Regions from separate parts of the Mus musculus genome. Here region 1 is linked to region 2. The links are chromatin loops, found by intact Hi-C in ENCODE. Cell type or tissue: left cerebral cortex. All regions are shown on one strand. Links, peaks and the distances in the headings refer to the core of each region. The heading gives the core; the rest is flanking DNA. Region 1 overlaps Myo3b (myosin IIIB). Region 2 overlaps Myo3b (myosin IIIB).

Region 1 (12,578 bases), core at 2,286-10,285, 48 kb before region 2:
GTGGTGTTAAGATGATTTGTGCGCATAAATACGTGCATGCATCCAAACAGGAATGCATTCGTATAGGCCTCACTCATTAAAGCTTCTGACAGGGGAAGGCCATGCTTGGTGACAAATAGGTATAAATATTTCATCAATGAGGGAGAAGTGATATGGCACCTTAGGCTTTGGTGCCCTGATCTGTTTTGCTAGCCTTTGCTGAAAAATGACTCTGACGTTTTCTAATTTCAGTTGGTCACATGACCCACTCTCCAGCATCATGTTTGTCCCTTTTTGTCTTTGGCAAGATGTGAGTGAATGTGTGTTTTCTGTTTATCTACAAGGCTGCTTTCTGCTTCCATTGCAAATGTGAAAGCCCCAGTCAGACCTTACCAGCAAAGCTGATGGCCTCTTTATAATTTCCAGCCTTCTTGGAACCCTGAATTCTGCTTACAGCTCTTTGAAATCTTGCCCTCTTTGCCTGGGATTCCTGCTAGACGCTATGGTAGGAGTTTCTTTTATAAGCTGATTGACATGCCCCGCCAAACAAAAAATTATCAGGAAAGAGAATCAAACATGGGGGCCTTGTGGGCAGAAGGAAGCGACACCCAGGGCAGAAGTGACTGGATCCTAGTTGTTTGAAGGACATTAGCCAACCTTCAGGAACACCCAGACCAAAATGAAATAGGAAATGCCAGTCTAATCCTGAGCCTGGACCTGTGTAAAGGGGTGGGTCAGGAGCAGGTGCCCAGGGAAGTGGTATGCCCGTATGGGGTGGTGGATTCTCTGTTTGGTCAAGCCCTTTCCCAGACAAGCAAAGGACACTTGGGGAAGCAGCCAGCCTGAGGAAACAGCAGGACAAGGAGAAAGCTTTCTCAGCTGGCTGCAGCAGCCCCGAGTGGGGTTGACTGGAGGGCTCTGTGTGGGATAAGGTGAGGTAAACCGTGAACAAGACTCCCATGCCTCCCCCAATTACTGTCTGGCTCTGTTTTTGATTTGTGGGTTAGACTTTTAAATGCTGCAAACTTAGGGGAAAAATAGCACAAACTTTAATTGAAGCAAAAGAAGAAGCCTAACCAACAATTCTGTCCCTGGGTATTTATCTACCAAATAGGAAAGTGTTCCCTCCTACATACAAAATAGCTTTGTACAAGACCTGTAGCAGCTGAGTGGAAGCAATGCAAGGAAAGTAAACTGCAGTAGATCTACCTTTAAAATGTGTGGAGTGAAACACACGCACACGCACGTACGTACACACACACACACACACACACACACACACACACACACACACATACACATACACACACATGTAACAACGAGGATCAATACCAAAATATACTAATTTTTAAAAAATCTACTGTTTTATTAGGTTGCACTTAAACTACTGCAGCCTTTTGAATGTTTAAAGGTATTGTCCAACAAAGCCACTAATCTACTATTCAACTGTCTTTTTTCTTCACTCACTTACCATGCCAATACAGCAGACATCAGGATGTAGTTAGTTACAGGCTGCTGTACCTTTAAATGTGTAGTCAGAAGGGGAGGGGCTCTCGCATGCATTCAAATCTTACAGTGGACTGGGAGCTAATTGCTTTTTTTTTTTTAAATAAAAGATGTATTTATTTTATTTATATGAGTACACTGTAGCTGTACAGATGGTTGTGAGCCATCATGTGGTTGCTGGGAATTGAACTCAGGACCTCTGCTCCCTCCAGCCCTGCTTGCTCCGGCCCAAAGATTTATTTATTATTATATGTAAGTACATTGTAGCTGTCTTTAGACACACCAGAAGAGGGTGTCAGATCTCATTACAGATGGTTGTGAGTCACCATGTGGTTGCTGAGATTTGAACTCAGGACCTTTAGAAGAGCAGTCGGTGCTCTTAACCGCTGAGTCATTTCACCAGCCCCTAATTGCTTTATGTTCATCTTTCCTTTAATCCCTGGAAGCATTGGCTCCAGTGTACAGAGTAAAGACTCAGAGAGCTTGAGTCTATGGATCAGCTTTACCCAGCCAGCAAGTTGTCAAAGCCAAGCCTCAAGTAATGGCCTTCCTCATCCCCCAAATAGGTTTCATACTCCAGTTCTACGCAGCACCTCTGCGAAAGAGTGCAACATTACATGCTGTCTTAGTCAGGGTCTCTCTTGCTGCAGTGAAACACCATGACCAAGAAGCAAGCTGGGAAGGAAAGGGTTTATTTGGCTTACACTTCCATCTTGCTGTTCATTATTGAAGGAAGTCGGGACAGGAACTCAAACAGGGCGGAACTCTGGAGGCAGGAGCTGATATACACAGTCCATGAAAGGGTGCTGCTTACCGGCTTGCTACCCATGGCTTACTCAGCCTGCTTTCTTTCTTTCTTTCTTTCTTTCTTTCTTTCTTTCTTTCTTTCTTTCTTTCTTTCTTTCTTTCTTTCTTTCTTTCTTTCTTTCTTCCTTCCTTCCTTCCTTCCTTCCTTCCTTCCTTTCTTTCTTTCTTTCTTTCTTTCTTTCTTTCTTTCTTTCTTTCTTTCTTTCTTTCTTTCTTTTTAATACAAAAATAAATTTTATTTTGTTAAAAAATGTTTAAATATTTTTTTCTTTTAATTTAGACACACACATTCGTACTTCTCCCAAAGAGGATGGACATGGCAGCCAGGCTCTGGGGCTGAAGGATATGGTATGGTTTTGGAAAGAAAGACAGGCTAGGTAGGACCCTTTTGAGAATACAAGTAAGGACTATACTAAGTGTAGTTCATTAATGTAGAACTCCAAACACAGGCAGAAGCTGCCCTGGCCTGGGTGGGTTACGTGGGGAGGATCAACAGAGGGAAGTCTTTGCTCCCAACAGGCTCCATCCCCTGGGCTGCCAGCCCTTGAGTCAAAACACTATTGAGAATTCAGGAGTCAGCACTGTGGCTGTCACGCGGTGCCACTTTCAGCATTCAATTAGCTAGGCCAAGAGGGCCCATGTGACATTAAGTCTGGCATTACCAACATGCCATCACACATACAATTCAATTCTTCCTCCAAACTCGATTCAAGGAGCAACACACATTAACATCAGACAAACACAGTACAAGGCTTGGAAAATACAATCCCGAAGAGGCAAACTGGCCCGGGGGGTAGTGGGCAGGTGAAGAGGCAGCGAGAAGCAGTGGTGGGCGGTCTGGTCTACCTGCCCCAGGTCTTCCTGGAGCAAACGTCTCCCTCCCCTGGCTCTGCCAGGCTAACAGTCTTGAGCCACCAACCCTTTCGAGGCTGTATCAGCAGAGGGCTGGATAAACAGACTTGGCAGAAGAGGTGGAACCGTGCCCACTGGGGTCTCCGAGGCAAAGCAAGATTCACTGCCATTTAAAAGGAATGAATCTCACAGAGGACCAGTGAAGGACAAAGCAGCAAGAAATAGGGAGAGACCCTGAAGGAATCAGACGAAGAGAACCACTTCTCATGGCCAAACCAAGCAGGCAAAGCTTAGGAACATTCTGTTTTCCCCAGTCCCACCTCATGTGTATTAGGGATCCAAGTGGGTGCCAGCAGAGATGGTGCCAAGGAAAGAGGGAGGCTGCCTAGGTTACACACTAAACAAGCGCTGGGGCAGTAAGACGACAATATGTACAGATGTTTTTTTTTCAGTTCTCCGGCCTAACCAGTGTGACTGTTCAAGTACTGGGCTTCTGCACTTCCGTGGGGCACTTGCTTCCTCTAGAACAGAAAGGGCCAGGCTGCGTTTGCTATAGAATTTGAAGGGTCAGAGGCTCTTCCTAGCAGGTGCTGAGGTCCAGATTCAGGCAAGGGATGGGGGAGCAGGCTACTTCTTGCAGGTGTGCTCAGCCTGCTTTCTTATAGAACCCAAGACCAACAACCCATCGATGGTACCATCCACCATGGTCTGAGGCTGACTCTATACATCACTAATTGAGAAAATGCCTTGCAGCTGGAACTCATGGAGTCATTTCCTCAACTGAGGCTCCTTCTTTCCTGATGACTGTAGCTTGTTTCAAAGTGACACTCAAAACCAGCCAGTACATAGAACTGGAAGGTGTGGTAGAGAGTGATGTTCCCCGAGGCTGCCTGTATCCCCATCCTTGTCATTGTCATCTGTAAATATGCCACCAGACATGGCAAACAATGCTACAGGGATAGTTAAATGAAGGGCAAGGATCGCTCACTGTCATGACATGATCCTATGAGGAAGAAGGGGAAGCCACAGTCAAGGGTGGAGGTCCCAGAACCGCTGGCTTTGAAGACGGAGGGGCCGTGAACTGAGGAAGGCTGGAAAGGCAGACAGATTCTCTCCTGAACCTCCAGGAGGAACATGGCCCACTCAGGTCCACTGCTGACATCTCCCCTTTAGGCCTGCACAGGACTGAGTTGGTGTTGTTTTAAGGGGTGAAATTTGTACTAATGTGCAGCAGCAACAGAAACTAATGGGAGGGATGACTGCTAACCAATCCAAAGCAAATTTCATTTTCTTCTTTAATAGCTGTGTCTTAGTTGGAAACCCTTGTGGCCAGTGCCAAGGTAAGATGTGTTAGTAGATGGGAGGAATGCGAGCAGGGTGCATGTTGGGGATTTATGCACATGTCACCATGCAGCCCAGTGTTGGGTATATGGTAGTTAGTGTATATTTGTACCATAAGAGTCTTGGTATGGTAGGCGAAATCAACCCCCACGCAGACTTTCCTAGAGAAATAGCAAGGTCAGATATATTAAAATTCATAGGCTAACCAAATAATTGGATAATTTATTGCTCTCTCTACCACAGTAGACATTATCTGATTTGTCATCTTAAGTCACGAAATTCATTGTATGTATTCATCATTCAATAGCCACAATCATTCATTATTCCTTACGCTCATTTTGATTCACCACGTCTTCGTACGACGATGCAGACACAATTATTTTAGTGAGCAAATGTCTATGCAGGTAGACAGAAAGACGTACACACATTCTGCAGGGTCCCAAGATTTCTGTTGTCAGTATTGGTTTATTTTACCATCTTTGAATTAAGCTTATACATGAGTATTTAAAAGTTTATCAGCTATCTTATTACAAAAGACTATAAATAATTCAACACAGAAAATTACCCCTCTGGAATTGATATACGTGGCACACAATATAAATTTAATATAAATGGGGAATTTTAATCTTAGACTAAGTTGCTTTGGTCATTAATCTTTTCTCAAAAAAGAAAAAAAAAGGATTAGAATTTCTGCCAGGAAAAGAACACCCTGACGTCTATAAGATCTTATAAAAGCTTGATTTATTTCTCTTCTATCGGAGTTAATTTTGAAAGTTAGGGGGGAACTCTTGATACTAACAGATATGGAAAATCCTTTGGTGCAGTGTAAGGGTCCGATAGGAATTCGAGTCTCAATTAAATTGCAAAGCTGTTCATTCATCATTAGATGTTCTCATCGGAGACCTAACAGTGGGTCCTTTAGGATACTGAAGTGTTATTTGGGGCCTAAGCTAACACAAAATTAAATTTACCTCTGACTGGCTACGAGTACCACTCTTGTATTAGAAATCTATGTGACTATTGTAAGCTCTCTTTCCTATTAAATGAGAAAGTACATTATCTGAATTCTCTTCAAGTGCTAAAGTGATATTTGATTCCAAATGAGTGTGTCAGTGCCTTGTAATTCTACTGAGACTTGCCCTCTTGCATAGCGTTCCTTAGTATCTGTTAGCAACCTACTCATCCAGACTGGCTAATGTATAATGATGTGGCGCCTGCCATCTTTAAGGGTGTTGCTACATTTGGTTTTGAGTAACTAGAAGACACAGGGGACATGACCCGTCCCGTGCTTTTATGTGACTTATGAAAGACTGCCCAACTTGGTGTTCAGCTATGGTTGTATGATGCTTTGAAAGAGTTGTCCTTTTCTCTGGGCAGGTAAAGCCCAGATGAACTAGGGTTCACACACATGGTGAGCTGAGCCTTTGGCTGGGAGACTTTGAGCATGCACAACCTCTCCAATTGCTACTCGGAAACCCGGTGTGAGAGGGTAAGGCTCCTCTGTATTCAGTTCATAGGTAGCCCTCCTAATGACATTGTTGATTCTTTAAACGGAGTCAGAGGAAGTCAAATGTTCAGTTCACATTTTCCATAGCTCTTCCGAGGTAACCACCATATGGCTGTTTGCAAACTGTTTTGTCAAGTTTGTTTTTAAATACCCAAAATGCATAAGCCCTTTGGGTATTTAAAGTCTTGCATACAAAAAGAGCTTACTAAATCACATCCATTCACCCAGCAAACATGTTTTTTGAGAACCTTTGCCAGGCACTGGGATAAGAACAGTTGGTGTTAGACACTATCCCAGGCTGCAAGGAGATATAGCTTGGCAAGGGGGTGGGCACTGTGAAAGGAACATTTCAGATCTCAAATCCTGATAAAGAGGTTGTGTTCTTCGATAATACCAGGGCTTACCGAATGAAGAGTCGGGGGTAGTGATGTGGATGGTTGCCAAGGAAACCTCCCTGGGTTGAAAAATAGCAGGTGTGGGCTGGCCTGTGCAGACAGCACATCTTCATGTGTAGCCTTTCCTGACTGGGAAGGACTGAGAGATGAAAGCTTGCCGGTGATGGGGTGATGGGCAGTTAGAGAGGGCCAGAGGTGCTTAGGAGAGGGAAGAAGCTAATTAATCTGTCTTCTTGAGTTGGCAGGTCTCTGAAACAGTGGTCAGGTAGATGGGAGGGCTTCCTGGGACCCCTGCTCAGCACCCAATTGAGAAAGAGAAAGACAGCAGAGCCAGAGGCTGCCAGAGCCAGCGGCTGCAGACAGCTGCATGGTGACGTGGGGAGCATTCTTCAGATATTTTACCGTTTTCTTTCTTTCTTTTGATCAGTATCTAGTTGTGCCGTGTCTTCTTCTAAATGGGTCTCGGAAACCTTATGTATGTTCAAATCATGTTTCCAGAAGTGGTTTTAATTGAAAACCACTAGGTAGAGGCAAATGTATGTAACGTGTTACTATATTGAAAAATGCTCACGGGGTGGGGGTGGGGAGGTGGGGTGGCCAGAGGGAGCAGGAGTGGGTTAGCTCATTAGCTTTGGTGAAAGCACACAGTGGAGATGTATGAACCTCTTTCTCCCCTCCTTTTCTCCCTCCCTCCTTCCTTCCCTCCTCCCCCCCCTCTTTTTATTCCCCCTTCCTTCTTTCTTTTTTTCTCTTCTCACCACAGTGGTGGTTTGGACCAGGGCCTGGGCATATTAGACAACTCCTCTATCACTAACTGACACTCTTAGCCCTCATTCCAGGAGTTCTGTAAGAGCTGGAATGAGGTGGCATTTGCAAGGGGATCATGAGAGATATGAAGTGTTATACTTACAAAGTGTTAACCTGTCTTTCCAAAATAATCCAGCCAAGATTTTTGAATAACCAGAGAGTTAAGAGCCAATTCATGGGACATTCCTGCTGTGTGGATTCCTTTGAAAAGATTATTTGTAAACCAGGTCTGTTGTCTCAGCTACTGGGGAGGTTGAGGCAGGAAGGTTGCATGTTCAAGGCCCACCTAGACTGTCGTGTGAGTTCAAGGGCAGCCTGTGAAGTTTAGTGAAATGTTATTGCAAAATAAAAAGTCAGACAGGCCAGAGGGGTGGGGAGGAGCTGTCTCTTTTGCCTGGAGAAGTAATTTCTCCCCTCATTAAAGACTACAGATGCCAGAACCAGGGAGATGCCCAGCTGCCATTAGACCAGAACCAGGGAGATGCCCAGCTGCCATTAGACCAGAACCAGGGAGATGCCCAGCTGCCATTAGACCAGAACCAGGGAGATGCCCAGCTGTCATTAGACCAGAACCAGGGAGATGCCCACCTGCCATTAGACCAGAACCAGGGAGATGCCCACCTGCCATTAGACCTCAACGCACACTGATTTTTTATTGCCCTACAGCTAAGCTGACCCTACAGGAAGTCTGAGGTTCTAGGAAGCCTCTTGCCCATATCCAGTCTTTTCGCTGAGCCTTTCAATGGTGCTTTCCTCCATAGAGCACAGAGCATCCTCTCTCATCCCTGGAACACTGTCTCTCATGGTACGCTCCTACATCTCCAGATAGCTCCTTAGAGATGCGCACTCTGGGGCCCTCATTCTCAGGTAGTGTCAGGACTGAGTAGTCTGTTGAACAAGCCCTCCAGGGCCTTTCCATGCTAGGCAGGACTGAGGAACACACCAGGATCCTCAGACTCTGTCTGTTTAGCTGGGAGGCTTTAAAACCCAGAGGTTCTCAGTGCTGTAGCCCAGACCAATTAAACTAGAATCCTCAAGGCTGGGACCTGGGGGAATAATGATGTTGAAATCTCACCCAGATGCTTTCTGTGTGTGCGCCAGTGGGATAACCACCACAGGGCTGATATCGAGCTTGTGTCCCCGATGCTCACAACATCCTGTATTTCTTTGCGAAACATTCATGTCATGAGACCAGCGAGGTCCTGTCTTGGCACCACGGCATTATTTGTTGGCAGAATAAAACACCCTGTCCTTCGATTAGAGGGTAAATTAGAAGGACTCGTTTAAAAATGTGAATTCTAAAAGTATTGCAACACGATCTTATCCAAAGTATGATTAGGGAACGGGTATGACGATGTCACATAGTTTTAAGTATTCGAGATGGTGGGAGATGGTGTCTCTGTAGAAGGAGGTATAGATTCTACCTTGACGGTACATGAACCACATCAAAGCCACAGTCCTTGTCATGTCTCTCCCCCTTTCTGTGTCCCTGTGAGCACAGACATGGTCTTCACATGCCTGACACCATGCATATATCAGTGTGGGCAGCATAGATAGGTGTGTATCTGATTCATATACTTTTTTCTTTCTTTCTTTTTTTGTTTGTTGTTTTTTGTTTTGTTTTTGTTTTTCTCTCTGTGTAGCCCTGGCTGTCCTGGAACTCACTTTGTAGACCAGGCTGGCCTCGAACTCAGAAATCTGCCTGCCTCTGCCTCCCGAGTGCTGAGATTAAAGGTGTGCACCACCACCGCCCAGCAGATTTAAATTCTTTTTAATCCATCACTGCATCCATTGCCTGTCCTGTTTTCCATTTAGGGCAGATTTCATAATACCCAGTAGCCCTCTTCTCATCACCAAGATTTATTAAAAAAAAAAAAACAGAACAAAACAAAACAGTTAGTTGGTGACATTGGTTAAATTCTCATTTGACTTAGAATGTCATTTGGAATTGAGGGATAAAACCCATGAAATGAAAATGTGGATATTAAAGTAGAGCAGAAAATGGATAATCTGCTTCTGTCTGAAATGCATCTGTTTAGAGTGAAATGTAATAGGATGTTCCTAGGAAAAATTACCTAGAGGGGAAAAAGCCAAAAGGTAGCTCTTTTGTCCACTTTTTCAGCCACCAAGTAGCTGGTAGTCAATAAAGTTACAAAGAATTGTTTTTTTTTTTTAAATAGTCTTCCCTTTTGGAGGACCAAGTCTTTCTATTTGCGAGTGTTGGAGGTTGTTCTTGTGCATACATGTGGGTGTATTTGATTATGAACCAGTGTGATGAAAAATTCTATTTCTGCCAGGAAAAAAAAATGGATCTCATACCCAACCAACATTTCTTAGGTATATTAATTGTTTTGTGGAATAAAACTGCATTCATTCATTCATTCATTCATTCATATATCTCATCATGATCTATTTTAATTTTATGTAGTCCCACACCTAGCACAGGGTCTGGCTAGGTATAGGGAGCACATGGTAGGTCCCTGTCTGTATGATGCTGACTGTGTGATGTTTGGGACATTTTCAAAGCTACATGCAGCATTCTTTTGCTTCTGAGCTGTTGCTGTTGTTGTTGCTGTTGCTATTGTTGTTGTTGTTGGTGGTGGTAGTGCTGGTGGTGGTGGTGGTGGTGAGCTGAGTGTGGAATTTGTGTGTGTGCATCCCTATAGTGCTTTTGTTGTTAGCTTCACTGGAGATAGTAGCCCAGGCAAATCTAAAATTAATAGATTCTATGTGGTGTGACCTTAGAGATGAGGAATCAGGGATATGGCTACCAGGTTGCTGCTGTTCTCACTCTGGGAATGTGGCATACTTCAGTTCTTACTGTGGAAGTGCTTCATGTGGAGCAGAGCAGCCCTCTTCAGGATCCTGTTCCTCTCTCTAGCGGTCCCTCTGAGCTAAGGAGTACTGTTCCGGTTTAGGAGAGGAGGGAGGAGGCAGGTGTACCAGGCCTGTACCCTCCGGGAGGGTGGGGACCATCCTAGTGAAGTCCGTTGGGCCACTCCTTCGCAGGGACAGCTGGTATCTTTACCCCCCAGCTTGAACAGACTGTCTGTGACCTTCCGTGTCCCTGTTTCACCTGGGACCCTGCTGGTTCCCTGTTCTGCCCTCCCTCTCTTGCATTCTTAAACCCAATTTCCAGCATCCGCTTACCAGGATGACCTCCCAATCACTTCAAAGATAAAGATCTCGGCTCTCCCCACATGCTGTTGGAAAGTTCTGCCCCAAATGAGACAATTGAATTCTAACCCAGTGCCATTGTTCAGTATCTTTATGATCCCTCTTCTGGAACCAGACTGGTCTAGTTAACATCCTGTTCTTGCTCCTTACTTTACTCCCCCAGCAAGCAGACAAGCTGGTGAATACATCAGTTCCAATGACGAGAGTCTGAGTCCCTGAGCTAGTCTGCAGGTGACTGTTATGAGTTCGGTGGGCACTACAGAGATGGGGAACACGTCCCTTTCTTTCTTTTTATTCTAACTTTTTATTCTCTGTGTATGGGTGTTTTGCCTGCGTGTCCATCTGTGTACCACATGTCTGCTCGGTGTCTATGAAAGCCAGAGGAGGGCACTGACTACCCTGGAACTGAAGCTGCAGGTGGGAGCTGTCACTCAAACTTGGGTCCTCTGCAAGAGCAGCAAGTGCTCTTAACCACTGAGCCATCCCCCGCAGCTCCCACCTCCCTTTAAGATCCCTACAGCGCTAAATGGAAAGGCAAGAGATCATTACTGACCAACAGCAGTGAGATATTTGGTCCCTTAGACACGCTCTTGCTTTCTGCCTCCCCCTGTGCTTCCCTGGACTCTGACTTCCTCTCCCATGTGTGCTGTGTGTGCACCGACCACTTCACTGCTCCCCCCAAAAGAGCATCTAGATCCACTGGATCCTGGAAGTCCTCCAACCTGAGTCTTGATCCTGAACTGATCGGATGCTTCCTGGGAACCTGTGGGCTCATCAGACACAGCATCGTTGGCTCCTGCTGCTCAAGGGTCTCTCACCTGGCATGCTGACCTGAAGGGATACTTCTTGACTTCCTATTCCTGGCTCCCCCTTTCTCTCTTTACCTCAGTCCTCTGCATACATCCCACGGTGTGTCACTCGAAGCTATCAGATGCTTCTCCAACTTCAGAAACTAACCATTAGCAATGTTATGTGTCCCGCCACATCTGTAGTTCTAAAGAGTGACCCTGTCGACTGTATCTGCAGCGACTGAGCACAGCACTGAGATGATTTGTTTCGATCAGGCAATGTGGGGAGGGAAGGGCCTTTGCAGCCTGAAGTTGGGACATAAGGAATCATAATTATCAAGTGAGATGCATGGGGAACCCTCAAGAGTGGCTGTCATTGTGCTTGGTGTGCTGATAGGACACACAGTAGGCTCACCCACGACTTGTCGACATCAAGTTAATCTTGATTAATGGGGGAGGTAAAGCCAGCAAGGGTTTGATGGATGTGTCATCTCCTCCCATAATAGTCATCTGAGGCCAACCCACTTAGGACCTGCATGGGAAGCAGGGCCTTTCCTCTGGGGCTGGGGAGATGGCTCAGCAGTTAATATCACATCTATGACATAACATTGACACAAAACACATGCACAGAATAATCTTTAAAGAAAGTCCTTTTGTGCTGGCACTCCGTACATTCTGATGAACGCAGTCTGCTTTGTTTTCTGGGCCTGAAAAGGTCTGCTGTTCGCTGAAGAAATGAACGCTGCACAAAAGCTGGATTCAGAAAATAGGTCACCCGTGTGAGCTGCAGTTATTCTCCTTCAAGCTTTCTTCTGGGCTTGCTGGAGATTGCTTTTTTGCAAAGGGCAGATGTGGCTACCCTGGCTGAAAGGCAACTGGTGTGTGTGTGTGTGTGTGTGTGTGAGTGTGTGTGTGTGAGTGTGTGTGTGTGTGTGAGTGTGTGTGTGTGAGTGTGTGTGTGTGTGTGTGTGAGTGTGTGTGTGTGTGTGTGTGTGTGTGTGTGTGTGTGTGTGAGGCTTTGGCTTTGGGCCCCTGTCAGGCATCACAGATTCTGGGTCCTCAGAGCTAACTCTGTCTTTGTCTGGCTGTTGAACTCCTACTAAAAAGGGGAAACACTTTTTCAGTACTGATTTCCACATGAACATACACATACACCACACATGCCTTACAGCTACATAGTCACACATGGTTAGGTGCACGATCCCTGTACACATGGACACAGCACACAGAGAGCACACACATGCAGCTAACATGTTCACAGCCACTTGATTGGTCCCCTGCAGTCTATAATAGAGCAGGCCCGTGGGATTATAAAACACTTTATTTCTGCACACAATCTCTCAGCTTGAGGCCAAATTGAAGGGCATTAGTCATTAGTAATTTGTAGTTGCTTTTAAATGTATTTCACTCAGAGACGGT
Region 2 (12,578 bases), core at 2,846-10,845:
GGCTGGCCTCGAACTCAGAAATCTACCTGCCTCTGCCTACCGAGTGCTGGGATTAAAGGCGTGCGCCACCATGCCCGGCTTTTTTTTTTTTTTTAATGTTTACCATTTTTTTTATGATTTATTTATTTATTTTATGTAAGTACACTGTAGCTGTCTTCAGACACTCCAGAAGAGGGCAACAGATCTTGTTACAGATGGTTGTGAGCCACCATGTGGTTGCTGGGATTTGAACTCTGGACCTTTGGAAGAGCAGTCGGGTGCTCTTAACCACTGAGCCATCTCACCAGCCCTAATACATTTCTCAGTAGCTCTTTATCTTATTCTTTCAGACAGAATCTCTCACTAAACCCAGAGCTTACCAGTTCAGGAAGATTGTGTGGCCAGAAAGCTCTAGGGATCCACTTGCCTCTGATCTCCCCAATGCTGGGATCACAGATACTAACTGCTACTTGGCTTTTAATGTGAGTGATGCCAACCTGAACCTAGGCCCTCATGCTTGCATGACAAGAACTTTATAAACTGTACTGACTAATTTGATGCCGACTTGACAGAAGCTAGAGTTAACATAGAGGAGGGAGCCTTAGCTGAGAAAAGATTGGACTGTAGACATGGCTATAGTATATTTTCTTAATTAGTTACTGGTAGGAGAGGGCCCCATTGGTAATGGGTGGTGCCAACCCTGGTTTGGGTGGTCCTGGGTTCTATAAGAAAGCAGGCTGAGCAGGCCATGAAGAGCAAGCCGGTAAGCAGCATCCCTCCATGGTCTCTGCTTCAGCTTCGCCTCCAGATCCCTGTTAGAGTTCCTGCCCCGACTTCCTACAGTGATGAAGAGTGACATGGAAACATAAGTCACTCCCCAAGTTACTCCCCAAGTTGCTTTGGTTATGGAGTTTTAATCACAGCAATGGTGACCTTGCCTAAGGCACCAACTGAACTATCTCTTCAGTCCCTCTCCCTGAGGTGTTTTCAAATTTTCTGATGGATGATAGCCTGTGTCTGATGCTGCTGTCCTCGGTTCCTCTGCCAATCTGCTGCCAAAATTATCTTTTCAGAATGTAAACCTGAAGACCTCCTGCCTAAAGCTTCTCTAGAACCACTCGTGGTCCTACGTCATGATGTCATAGTTTTGAAGTAGACACAGTATAGAACTATAATGCCCGTTCTCTGTCCCCCTTCCCAACTCCCTTTACCCAAGAGCAGCAGAGTGATTAGAATTCTTTCATGTTCCCTTTCTTTGCTGGGATATCTCAACTCCTTTGCTCTGGATGCTCCTCCACTTCCTACTCCAAACCCTTTTGTCTTTCAGCCTTTTGTCTTTTTCATCTGAAATGTTATCTCCAATGGAAAAATGTCTCAGTCCTTTCGTCCTCCCTCAACAGAGTTTGCCCTACTCTCTGGACACATCCTCCCTCCACAGTGCAAATGAAGTTACTTAGGTGCTCATTTCTGGGCAAAGAGCCCTTTGAGGCTGGGGACTGTGTCATCCTAGGATTATTGGGTGATAAACAGTCTAATTGCAGCCACTGGGAGCAAAAAGATGAACACTGAATGTTATTTTTCCTTTCAGGGTCTTGTAAGGTACAACTAGAATCCAAGAGTTTGGAGCCGTTTGATGTTCATCACTGTGACAAATACCTGACATCATTAAGTTTTAAGAGAAAATGCTAGCTTAGAGTTTCAGAGGTTCCAATCCATGGCTAGCAAGACTTGTGGTTTGGAGCCTCTGGTAGGAGTGCTGATGCCAACGGAACTTGTGTAGAATGGCTCATCTAGTGGTCTGTACCACTCATTTGGTGGGGAGTGCGCCCCAAAGACCTAAGACCTCCAAGGCCCTTCTTCCAAAAGACCCATAGCATCTCCTAACAGTGCCACCCTGGAGGCCAATTTTTTAATGGATAAACTTTGGGGAACATTCCACATCTAAACTATAGGAAGATAGACTATTGGAATACAGCATTTGGGACATGAGAGCCAATGGGATTGAGTGGCCAGTTCTACTTGATATTAGCAGACTGCTGACCTCAAGGTCACTTAATATAGTACCAAACCCAAAGGGTCATCATAGTCTTTAAACATTTCACTACGGGTCCCTACAAAACATTTCCTCATAGTAATTTTGTGCTAATTTTAAGGATGCCATGATTTCCTATTGAAGTTTTAGTCACATACTTACGAGCAACTTAGATGCTAAAAGCACCAGCATTTCACTCCAAGCTGATTGTACTGTACAAGGATCTGCCAATCACACAGCAGGGAAGGCACCCATAGGCTCATCCTTCACTAGACGCTGCAGTTGTTCGTAACTAGAGTTGAGTAGCTCTTACTATGCTGCTGTCTCTTTTAGGATAGCTAGCTGCTGATCTGTCCTTCCTCAGATTATGTAAGAAGGCCAGTCCACTCAAGCAGGGGAGCAACCCCCCCCCCAACTCACTAGTTGACTCTTATTTCACACAAAGCACCACAGGGAGCCCTAAAGAGTCTCTAAAGAAAGGCTTTTACATAAGCTCAAGGATAGCTATTGGCAACTGAAGCTAGCTCCCAGTTTGTTCTCCAGAAAAATGCATGGGTTTATATCACACTGCCCATAGATGCCTTGATTTTTTTTCTTTTTTTCTTTTTTTAACTTTTTTTATTAGATATTTTCTTCATTTACATTTCAAATGCTATCCCCAAAGTCCCCTATACCCCCCCCCCCACCCTGCTCTCCTACCCACCCACTCCCACTTCTTGGGCCTGGCATTTCCCTGTACTGGGGCATGTAAAGTTTGCAAGACCAAGGGGCCTCTCATTCCTATGATGGTCGACTAGGCCATCTTCTGCTACATATGCAGCTAGAGACACGAGTTCTGGGGATACTGATTAGTTCATATTGTTGTTCCACCTATAGGGTTGCAGACCCCTAGCCGTCTCTTGTGAGGCTATGCCAGTGCCTGGCAAATACAGAAGTGGATGCTCACAGTCATCTATGGGATGGAACACAGGGCCCCCAATGGAGGAGCTAGAGAAAGTACCCAAGGAGATGCCTTGATTTAAGGAGGCTTGTAGCAAGCAAACATTGACATCTACAATCAGTGCCGTTTATCCCTGAATCCCCTGGGCATATGTATCAAGGGCATTCATTTTGCCTCTTCAGTCTTTTTCATCCTCAAAATATATGTTGTTGTTTTTAAAGACAATAGTCACATAAAGTGAAAGGTATCGAGTAAGTTACCATGGTTACAGATACATTCTTCTTTTTCTCTTTCATATTTCTAAGTAATAACTTGTGCTTTTATATTTGACTTGACAATTAAAAAGTCAGCTTCTGGTATCAGCATAAATCACTACTCATAAATCATTACTTTGAACAAAGAACAGACATATACAAAGAACCTGATTTGGTTGGCTAATAGAAATTTGCAAACTATTTCAGTCTGGAGTTTTTGTAATCTGAAAATTTAGCCCATTGTCAGTAATCAATAGATTTTTTTTTTTCTTCTTCTAAATGCATTTGTCTTTTCTTTTTGTTTGGGTTTTCTGGCTCCCTCTCTGTCCTGCACTACCTCTCCAGCTGTGTAATGGGGGCTCTGTCACTGAGCTTGTCAAGGGCCTTCTGAGGTGCGGCAAGAGGCTGGACGAAGCTGTGATTTCCTACATTCTGTATGGAGCCCTCTTGGTAAGAATGTCTATTGTGCACTGCCTGGCTTAGCACGTGAACTATGGAGAGTAAACTTCGGGATGGAATAACCTAATGTGTGCTTTGATCAGGGCTGCTGGGTCCATTTGCTGACAGCTCTGCTTTCTTTCTTTCTCTCTCTGTCCCGCCATGGTGCTGGGACACCGGACAGGGCCTTCAGCATTTGCACTGCCACCGAATCATCCACCGAGATGTGAAGGGGAATAACATTCTTCTGACGACAGAAGGAGGAGTTAAGCTCGTTGACTTTGGTAATGAGTCTGTCATTTGTTTTCTTGATGTGTGCAGTTTTAGCCAAAGGGGACAATTTATTGCAATCTCTGAAGACCGGGGCTCTCTGCTGTGCCACAAGCTCAGGGACTTTCCAGGCAAACGGGCCCAAGAGTAGGGAGGGGGCTTTCCAGATGCCCTTTGCTAATTATTTTCAGCTTTCAAAGCAATTTTATTAAAAATAGAAAATAAAAGTATTGCGAAAGGAAAAATCGACAGAAAATGGAATTCTGGTTCTGTTTGTTTTTTGCTTTCTGTGAGACTCTCCCACCTCAGGGCAATTGTCTATAATTTACATTTTTCATCTCTCTTTTGCATATGAAAAGAGAAAGCAGTTTGGTCTTTTAAATGACTTTCTCTAGCCTTGGGCATACTTATTTGCAGTGCACAGAAGGTAAACTGGTCTTTTGGGCCTGGGGGATGTGAAATTCTTGACTATTGCTTCAACACGTGAGGCTGGTTGACCCGAAAACATTAATAGGAAATGCAGACAGTTCTACCTGAGGCGGGAGAATGTGGCCTCTTCTCCCAACCTCTGCTTTGACAGTCCTAAACCCACAAGCCATTGAGCTCTCTTTTTTGGCATACAGAGTGATTTACTCCTCTAAATAAGTTTAAGATTAGTTAGTACCTCTGGGTTATTGTTACAAATAATGAGAAACCATTTAGAGTACTCCTAACTGTTCCTAACATCACCAGAGGAAATTTTAATATTCATTTTTTTTATTTATAAGAAATATGAATTTGGTATATGAATGTATCAGCAAACGATTTGAGAAAAAGAAGTTATTGAAGAATGAATGAAAGTGGGAGTGGACAGATGGCTCAGTTTCTGTTGCTCCCAGAACCTGTTTGGAGGCTCATAGCTGTCTGTACCCCCAGATCCTGAGAACAGGATACTTTCTTCTGGCCTACTTGGTCTCCTGCATGCATATGGTGCACAGATAGACAAAACACTGCTGCACATAGACTACAAATCAGTTTTTAAAATGAGGTTGCTTTAGGTGTGTTGGTCTGTGTTTTAAGAGGCTAGTCAAGAAAAAGGGTAGAGGGAGCCAGTTGTCCAAGGCTGTGCTCCTCTGTCAATAGGAGGAGTGACAGAACTGTAGCAATGTACTTTCCGCATGGCCTTGAGGGTATTGACCATATAGCCTGGAAGGGTGAGCGAGGATAGGGCTTCAAGCTGACTTATTCAGGTGTCAGCTTAGCAAGCTTCGAGAGAGAAAGCGTCCTTAATCTTCCCAGTGGAAAGTTCCTGTGCATCCAGTTTCTGTAAGAGAAGATTCCAGAAACTAAAAGCAGAAAGGGTGACTGTTTGATTACTGTATTGTTATGGGGGACTTGGTGAAATGGCGATTATCTGTGGCACTGTGACATGGAGCTGTTTGGAAGGCTGAGGTTCATATATCAAGTGTGTGTGTGTGTGTGTGTGTGTGTGTGTGTGTGTGTATGGGGGGAAGCAGCCCTTTCTGGATCTCTATGAAAAAGAATGCAAATGGCTAACCCAGGAACCAGCCTGTGGTTCTCTGCAAGTCATGCAGGCCCTATGGTCTCTAGGGTGTGTCCATTGCTAAGCAGCATATGGTATTAAGCCCTGAGTTCTTGTCTTCAGTTGCAGTAGTGCTGAAGTTCCTCATTTTCAATAGGACTGTGCTAGACTATCGCTTAGTACAAAAAAATAAAAATACATTACATTTATAAAGTACATGACATGATTATCCTCGGATTTGGTCTCAGAAGAACCTATACGTTAGGCATGACGGTTGCCATTGTCCTGAGCCTGAAGACTGAGAAATTGCAGCTCAAAGACAGGGCAGATACATCGTCAGTGAAAGGGCATTGCTGAGCTGGAAGGCGAGAGAGCCTCTGAACCTTCCATCCAGCCTACATTTACCTCTACTTTATTTGATGGTACAAAGAAGAGAGGTCATTGGAGGACATTGGACTAATATTGAAATTCAGGTCCTCAACAGTGAGCTTTAGATAATAGCGCTGTCAATTTCTTTTTCCATTTCAGAAGCAATGCTTTCTTGCCAAGTTGCTAGTCTTGTAGGCTCGATAAGGGATGGAAATCTTTTTGTGACTACACTGATGCTCTATTAGAGATAATTCTTGCCAATCTTCCTCCTCCATAAAATGAAACACTTATTAAAGAAATCATCTGAAATAATTGAGAAACATAATAGGGAGATATTTTGGGCTGATCATAGTTGTTGATGTTTTTCTTTATATTCCAAATTTCCATTCACACGGACAAGAATATTCATCAGGAAACAGAAATTCTAATGATTTTGATAGAATGATCAAAACTCCATTCAGAGGTTAGAAAAGTATTGTTCATGGGAAAGATATGACCCACCTTCTATTTTTATGTAGTCCATGACCTAAGAATTATATATATGTACATATATAGTCATTGTAGTCCAGATCTTGTTATAGCTCAGACTGGTCTCAAACTCACTATGTAGCCCAGGCTGGACTTTAAATCTTCGATTCTCCTGCTTTAGCGGGATCCCACATGCTGAGATTGCAGACGTGTGCCACCATGCTTTGTCTAATTTTTATATTTTTTAATGACTGCTAAAGCCTCAAAAGACTATATTATGATATGTGAAAATTATACTTGATTCAGATTTCAGCATCCATAAATGAAGTTTTATTTAGATATGGGCACACTCACTCATTGATGCATTTTCTGTAGCTGCTTTAGCACTATGGTAGCAGTTAGTAATTGTGACAGGAACCATGACACCTAAAATAGCCACTATTGGGACTTTTACAGAAAACATTGCCAACCTCGATCTAGCATCTCGTGCTCACTGGTAAATCCTGATACCCTTTTCCCGTAGGTGTCTCTGCTCAACTTACAAGCACACGGCTGCGGAGAAACACATCAGTTGGGACCCCATTCTGGATGGCTCCTGAGGTAAGCAGGAAATATCTAGTTCTTTGCACTTGTTCAGTGTCTGGATGTTGTGCCTCTTTATGGGCATGGCATGCTCTCTACAGTGTTCAGGCTAGAAGTCTTTATCCTTATAGAACTCTAAAATACTCATTGGTGAGGGATACTGACTGATAAGACTTAATCTCAGAGAATCAGGACTAAGTCACAGCCAGCTCATAGGGTGCCTTCACCCCCTTAGGAAATGGTGACCCTCTGGGAGAGGCAGCTTTCTTCCAGGGGCCTGACTTGGCAAACTACTTTTCCTAGATAAACAAGCCTACAACCTATGGCTTGGTGGTGAGCCTCATTTCAGCTCCAAGCAGCCTACAGAGCTGCATGCAGTTTCTCTAGCTGTTCCAACCATGTTCATAGCAACTTCTCCTGGGTACACTGTTAGCTTGCTGCAATAGAAAAGAGTTTGGTCCTAATTTAGTTCTGGCCTCAATAACAGAGATGAGGCATACAGAAGTCGGGGAGCTTTCCAGCCGGGTAAGCTGTGTGTGAGTCACTCGTGCAGCTGGCTTGTTTGGTCAGCACTTCCCAGCACCCGACCTTCACCTGAAAGCAGCTCTCTGGGAGAAAGCAAATGGATTCTTTGTATCAGAGGACACAGGCAGTCGCCTTCCTAGAGGGCTTTCCATCTCCACTCTGTATGCATGGTCAGTCTTCTGTATGATGGCCGATCATACGGAGGCTAAGACAGTAGGTAGCTCATGCCAGTCTCTGCTCCGACCAGTCGCTACTCAATCTTCTTCAATGTTCCCCACCGTATATGGCCTTCCATTTTTTTATTTGGGTAATAGACCCACCTTAAACAAAAAGCAAAAGCTGGCAGATTACATTATTTACTTATTGTAAACGTTTCTTAAATAGGTTTAAAAGTTCGGAACTAGATCTAAACTTCTTATCACATATTTATAGACCCATTAAAAATATTTAAAAACTACAAAGCCAGTGACCTGCTAATCAGCAGTTTGATGAGACAGGCTATTGTTTTATGCCTTAGCACTCGATTGTGTCTCAGCACACAAGTGTGGGTTCTTTGAGTCTGGCATACCACATGCCACGTGTTGACCTGATCCCTACCCACTGCCATGTGGTTGCGTTTCAGTCCACATGATCTCTCTTTGAGAACAATAACTCCTCTGGCTTCTAGCCATTGCTTTCTGTGAGCCGGGCACAGTCTCATAGCAAATGAGTGTGGGTACTAAAACTATACGGCAGGTAGTTAGTTACCCAGGTGATCTGGGAGGTTTGCATTTGTGACAGTGCAACCACTGACATTAAAATGAAGAAATACACATTTCATAAGGACCTGGTGAACCCCACAGGGGCGGAGGCTCATGGTTCCTTTGAAGGAGAGCAGAGTCCTCCTATCCCGTATTATATCTGTCCAAGTTTATTTTCAATTTCCCCTTCACTAACAGTAGTGGGCAACGGATTTCCCTCCCACATTCCTGGGCCACATGGAGGCTCCTACTTCTTATCTCTGGGTAGTAGCCTGCCACTGCAGCCTTCACACCCAGCCTGCGCTTAGCCCACAAGTCATCTCTGCACAGTATGGGAGGGTCTGGACTCCCAGGACTTGAAACTTTGGTGGGGACTTGAACCCTGAAACTCTCCATTCAGTGCTGGCCCAGAGTAGGCGCTCAATGCATATTTGCTGGATGAATGAACATTTGGTGAGGAAGCCAGAGGGATCAGATGAATGGACTGCACCTCAAGGAAGGCACCAAAGCTATTGGATTGGCAAATACCTCCTTAGATTTCAAGTGATGTGTCCTGAAAGGGACGCTAACCAAAGATGTGCAGCTCGTTGAGTGGCATAATGTGGAAGGAGGTACTCCTGTTCTAATCCCAGCAAACTGCTTCTCTTTGTCCCTGTATTTCTTTTAGACAGGAGCAATTCTGGGCTAATATTTTTGAGATGAGTAGGTGACCCCATTTCTCAAATGGGGGCTGTGCCTAACCTCTGGATATGGTCTCTACAGGTTCGCTCTCTCCTTTGTTGGGCATTTCAGCTAATGCCATCCCCGTTGGGTCCTGGGAGCCTCTTGCTTTCCTAGCATCTGGGACTTCCTAGTAGCTACCCCCAGTTCCCTGTCCCCCCACTGCTACACACCTCTATTTGGTTTTCTGACCCTCTGTACTTCTCCCCCATCATCCTCATACCTTATTACTGAAATAGAGTATCGCTTTCCCCAGCCAAGCTTCACTCAGCTCTGTGGCCCTGCATATACACCCACAGGAACAACGTCCTATTTGTGAGATCAGTGAGGCAAGCGTTTATGCAGTCTTTGAAAAGTACAATCAGTAATGGTTCAAATTAGCATTGTCTGCATGTGAAGCCTAAATGCAATATTGATTGTATATGCTTTCCCTTCAGTTTGTGTGAATAAGTGGATTTAGATTAAATACAGCAACAGTGCCTGCCCTAACAAGGCTAGTGGAATCAAACTTGCAGATGGCCTATACTTTATTTTTAAAAGACCACAAAAATACCCTTGATCTTATTTTATTTCTGAGAAATTAAACCATTATTTCCTTCTATTTTGATGACACCAATGTAAGTGTGATATTTTAATTCAAGTGGGCTATCCTACGAACCAGGTAGTTAACAGAATGTGACCATATCACAATCAAATGTTGACAAGATGTCAAGACTCACAATTCACTTGGGCTGTGAGAAGCTATAATCAACATCTCTAGCCTTTTCCCCTCGGTGCCTGGTGTAGGCACTGCTGACAAAGAAAAATACTGGTAAAGCACTGTCAACTGAGCAATGTGTGTGAGGCAGGATGCTAACGGTGCGAATACTCTGATACATACTGCTGGGGAGCAAATTGCTGAAGAGAAGAAGAAAGAGGAGGAGGAGGAGACGGAGGAGGAGGAAGAGGAGGAGGAGGTGGAGGAGGAGGAGAAGAAAGAGGAGGAGATGGAGGAGGAGGAGATGGAGGAGAAGGAAGAGAAGGAGGAGGAAGAGGAAGAGGAGGAGGAAGAGGAGGAGGAGATGGAGGAGGAAGAGATGGAGGAGGAAAAAGAGGAGGAGAGTCCCTACATAGAAAATATGTTTTAGATTGCCATGAGAAAAATAATCTAGACAATAGAAAACTATTTTCATATGATAAGACCAGGGGTTGGAGATTCCAGAGTTCATGATTCTGCCCCTCAATAGAGTCACCAAAGTCCAAGATCTTTTTTTTTTTCTCTTATTCTGAAGATTGAGGTTGGGACGCAGGCAAATGCTCTACCACTGGGCTCCACTCCCAGCCCTGAAACTCCAGTTTTCAAAGTCTCCCTGGCTGTGATTGCTACGAGCTATATGACTTTATTGTCCAGGGACTTCCTTGGTGGTGGATGTATAGGCACAGTGCCTGTGATGAGCTGAGAGGCAGGAGTCACTCCAGCACTTCAACAGCCCCTGGAAAAAGCACCGTGTGTGGTAAGATTCCATAGAAGCCTTCCTTGACTCCATTGCACCAATCCTGGAGTCAGATGTGCACATCTGTGAAAGTTTGCTAGTGGCATGGAGCTTAACTTAACTCAGCACCGCAGAAATGGGCCCTCTCTTAGTCTGGGGTTTGGTCACAGTGTCAATGGTTCTAAGGCTCTCAGGTAACTGCTTGGGTCCCCCTCTCCTTCAAGCCTTGTATGTCACAGGTGCTTGTTCAGAGTGACTGTACACACACATGTGCACTCACATGCATGGGTGCAGACACACATGAATAGACACATACACACACATGCACACAGACATACACGTGTGTGAACACACACACAAACACACACTCACACTCACATACCACATGAGTGCCTGTCTCGTGTCTGGTCTGTGATTTTAGCTAAGGTACCTTTGTGTGTGTTGAACACAAACAACTTCTCATTGTTTCTTTTCTCCTATACTGCCTCCAGATGGTTGGTTTCTCTATCAGTAATATTCATATAATGGCAGCACCTTACATTTGTATAGAGTGTTTGTATATGTTATTTTATAAACACACAGACTCATCTGTGAGATGCTTGTTAGTACGACTGTGAGTGTTATGAAGAACCCAATACCTGGTCTGGCCAAGTGCCCAGGGACATGGGATAGGTATATGAGCGGGTATATGGCTGGAATCTATCTTTTGTGATTCAGTGAACTAAAAGACTTCAGTATAATTCATGCTAGTATCTACATTAGTATCATTTAGCACATATTTATACCCAACAAACACCTGACAATTTCCTGTGGGTAGGAGAAAGAGGCAGAGCCTACTTTGTGTTAGTAATGGGTGAGGGTAGCTGACAATCTACCAGAGTTGCCATCACATCTTGGGAAAAACTGAACAGAATTAAAAGGAGGCAGTGGAAAGAGACAATAGATAGTTGTTCGTGTTTAATACTAAAAAAAAAAGTCTCACATATAGGCAAAAATCAGGAGACCACAGATATCATATGTGTGTGTGTATGTGAAAGTGTTCATGTATGCATTGTGCATGTGTGCATGTGTGTGTGCATATGTATGTGTGTGTTTAGAAATGACATCAGTTTTTATTGAGTTTTTATCTGTAGACTGTGCTGAAGTGACACCATATACTTAGCTGGTGTGTGCAGCTATTAAATATTAACATATCTCCATTCTCTTGAGTTTTCCTCAGCTATGGAGACACCATGCCTCTGCCTGGTACATCCCCAGTCTCTTAACCAACTACAGGGGCAAAGCCTTGGTGAGGAGGGAGAGAGCTTCAGGCCAGCACAGGCAGCTCTTCCTTCTATGGCCGCTGCCACACGCCAGCTAAGTGTTGAATTTCTGGGATATGGAGCTTGCTAAGCATGCGTCCAGCAGGAAGGAAGCCTTCACTCACTGGGACTGGCTCCCACACCCTGACTCTGATAGGTGCCTTTTTATTATGCACTTTTGTTCATTCTCAATGATGGAGATTATTTCCCATCTCACTACTAAGCAAAGTTAAGCTTGGAGATGCTGTGTCCCAGACTGCTTATCTACTAAGTGCTGAAGCCATTTGTGTTCCCAGGCAGTATGAGAGTGCAAACCCCATTTTATAGATGGAAATAATTCTCATGCTTGCTTGGTTTCAAGGGTGTTCATAAGGGATGCTGTGTGTGGGAGATGCGCTCCTGGTAAACAACATGTTTATCCTGCTCATCCAACAAGACACAAAAGTATGGCAGAAGGATGCTCTGAAATGGGAGTTTGAGAGGCATCATTTAAAAAAACTGCTACCTGCAATGTACAGCCTGACTTCATGTTGCAGTTTCAGCCACTGAGAAGCATCCCGTGTAGCCAGACCTGGTGTACTCAGCATCCCCCCCCCCCCCAGGCAGCTAACACCCTGTTTCTGTATTAGAAAACAGACTCCTGAATAAAATAAACATTTGCTTCTTTTCTGAAAAAAAAATTCCCCCCTTTTTACTTCCATCTGCTTGTTGTTGCAAACAAGAGCTAATCAGCAGAGTGGAGAAACAGATGTGCTGTGACGATGCTCTCTGCCCTGCCCAGGGTCCTTGACAGGAACGGTTGCCATAACAACCATCTTACACCAATGCAGAAATAGCGCAAGCTTTTTGCAACCACTCTTGACTTCATTAATTATGCCATTCCTAGCTAAATGATACGGCAATGCCATTTCCTTTGGCCTCGCCAGGAATAGAAATGAGAAATGAGATATTTTTTGTTGAAGGGTT

Evidence for each region. Peaks named below come from ENCODE experiments on the same cell type or tissue, not always from the same donor. Only the 100,000 strongest peaks of a DNase experiment are listed, where the experiment ranks them.
Region 1: a loop joins it to region 2, with 2.3 times the contacts of the local background. A loop is called at or near these places in 1 of 42 quality-filtered maps.

What each region holds. Positions count from the first base shown.
Region 1 is chr2:70,054,159-70,066,736 of GRCm38, forward strand. The region is part of intron 2 of Myo3b (myosin IIIB); the gene reads left to right. Among named protein-coding and RNA genes, the nearest start is that of Myo3b, 21 kb to the left of the region's middle. In left cerebral cortex, for the core only: no CTCF peak of the experiment used is centred there; a DNase peak (open chromatin) is centred at 6,362.
Region 2 is chr2:70,101,827-70,114,404 of GRCm38, forward strand. Myo3b (myosin IIIB) reads left to right here. Exons shown (of 35, transcript NM_177376.4): 5 at 3,551-3,655; 6 at 3,828-3,927; 7 at 6,796-6,872. Among named protein-coding and RNA genes, the nearest start is that of Myo3b, 69 kb to the left of the region's middle. In left cerebral cortex, for the core only: no CTCF peak of the experiment used is centred there; a DNase peak (open chromatin) is centred at 7,354.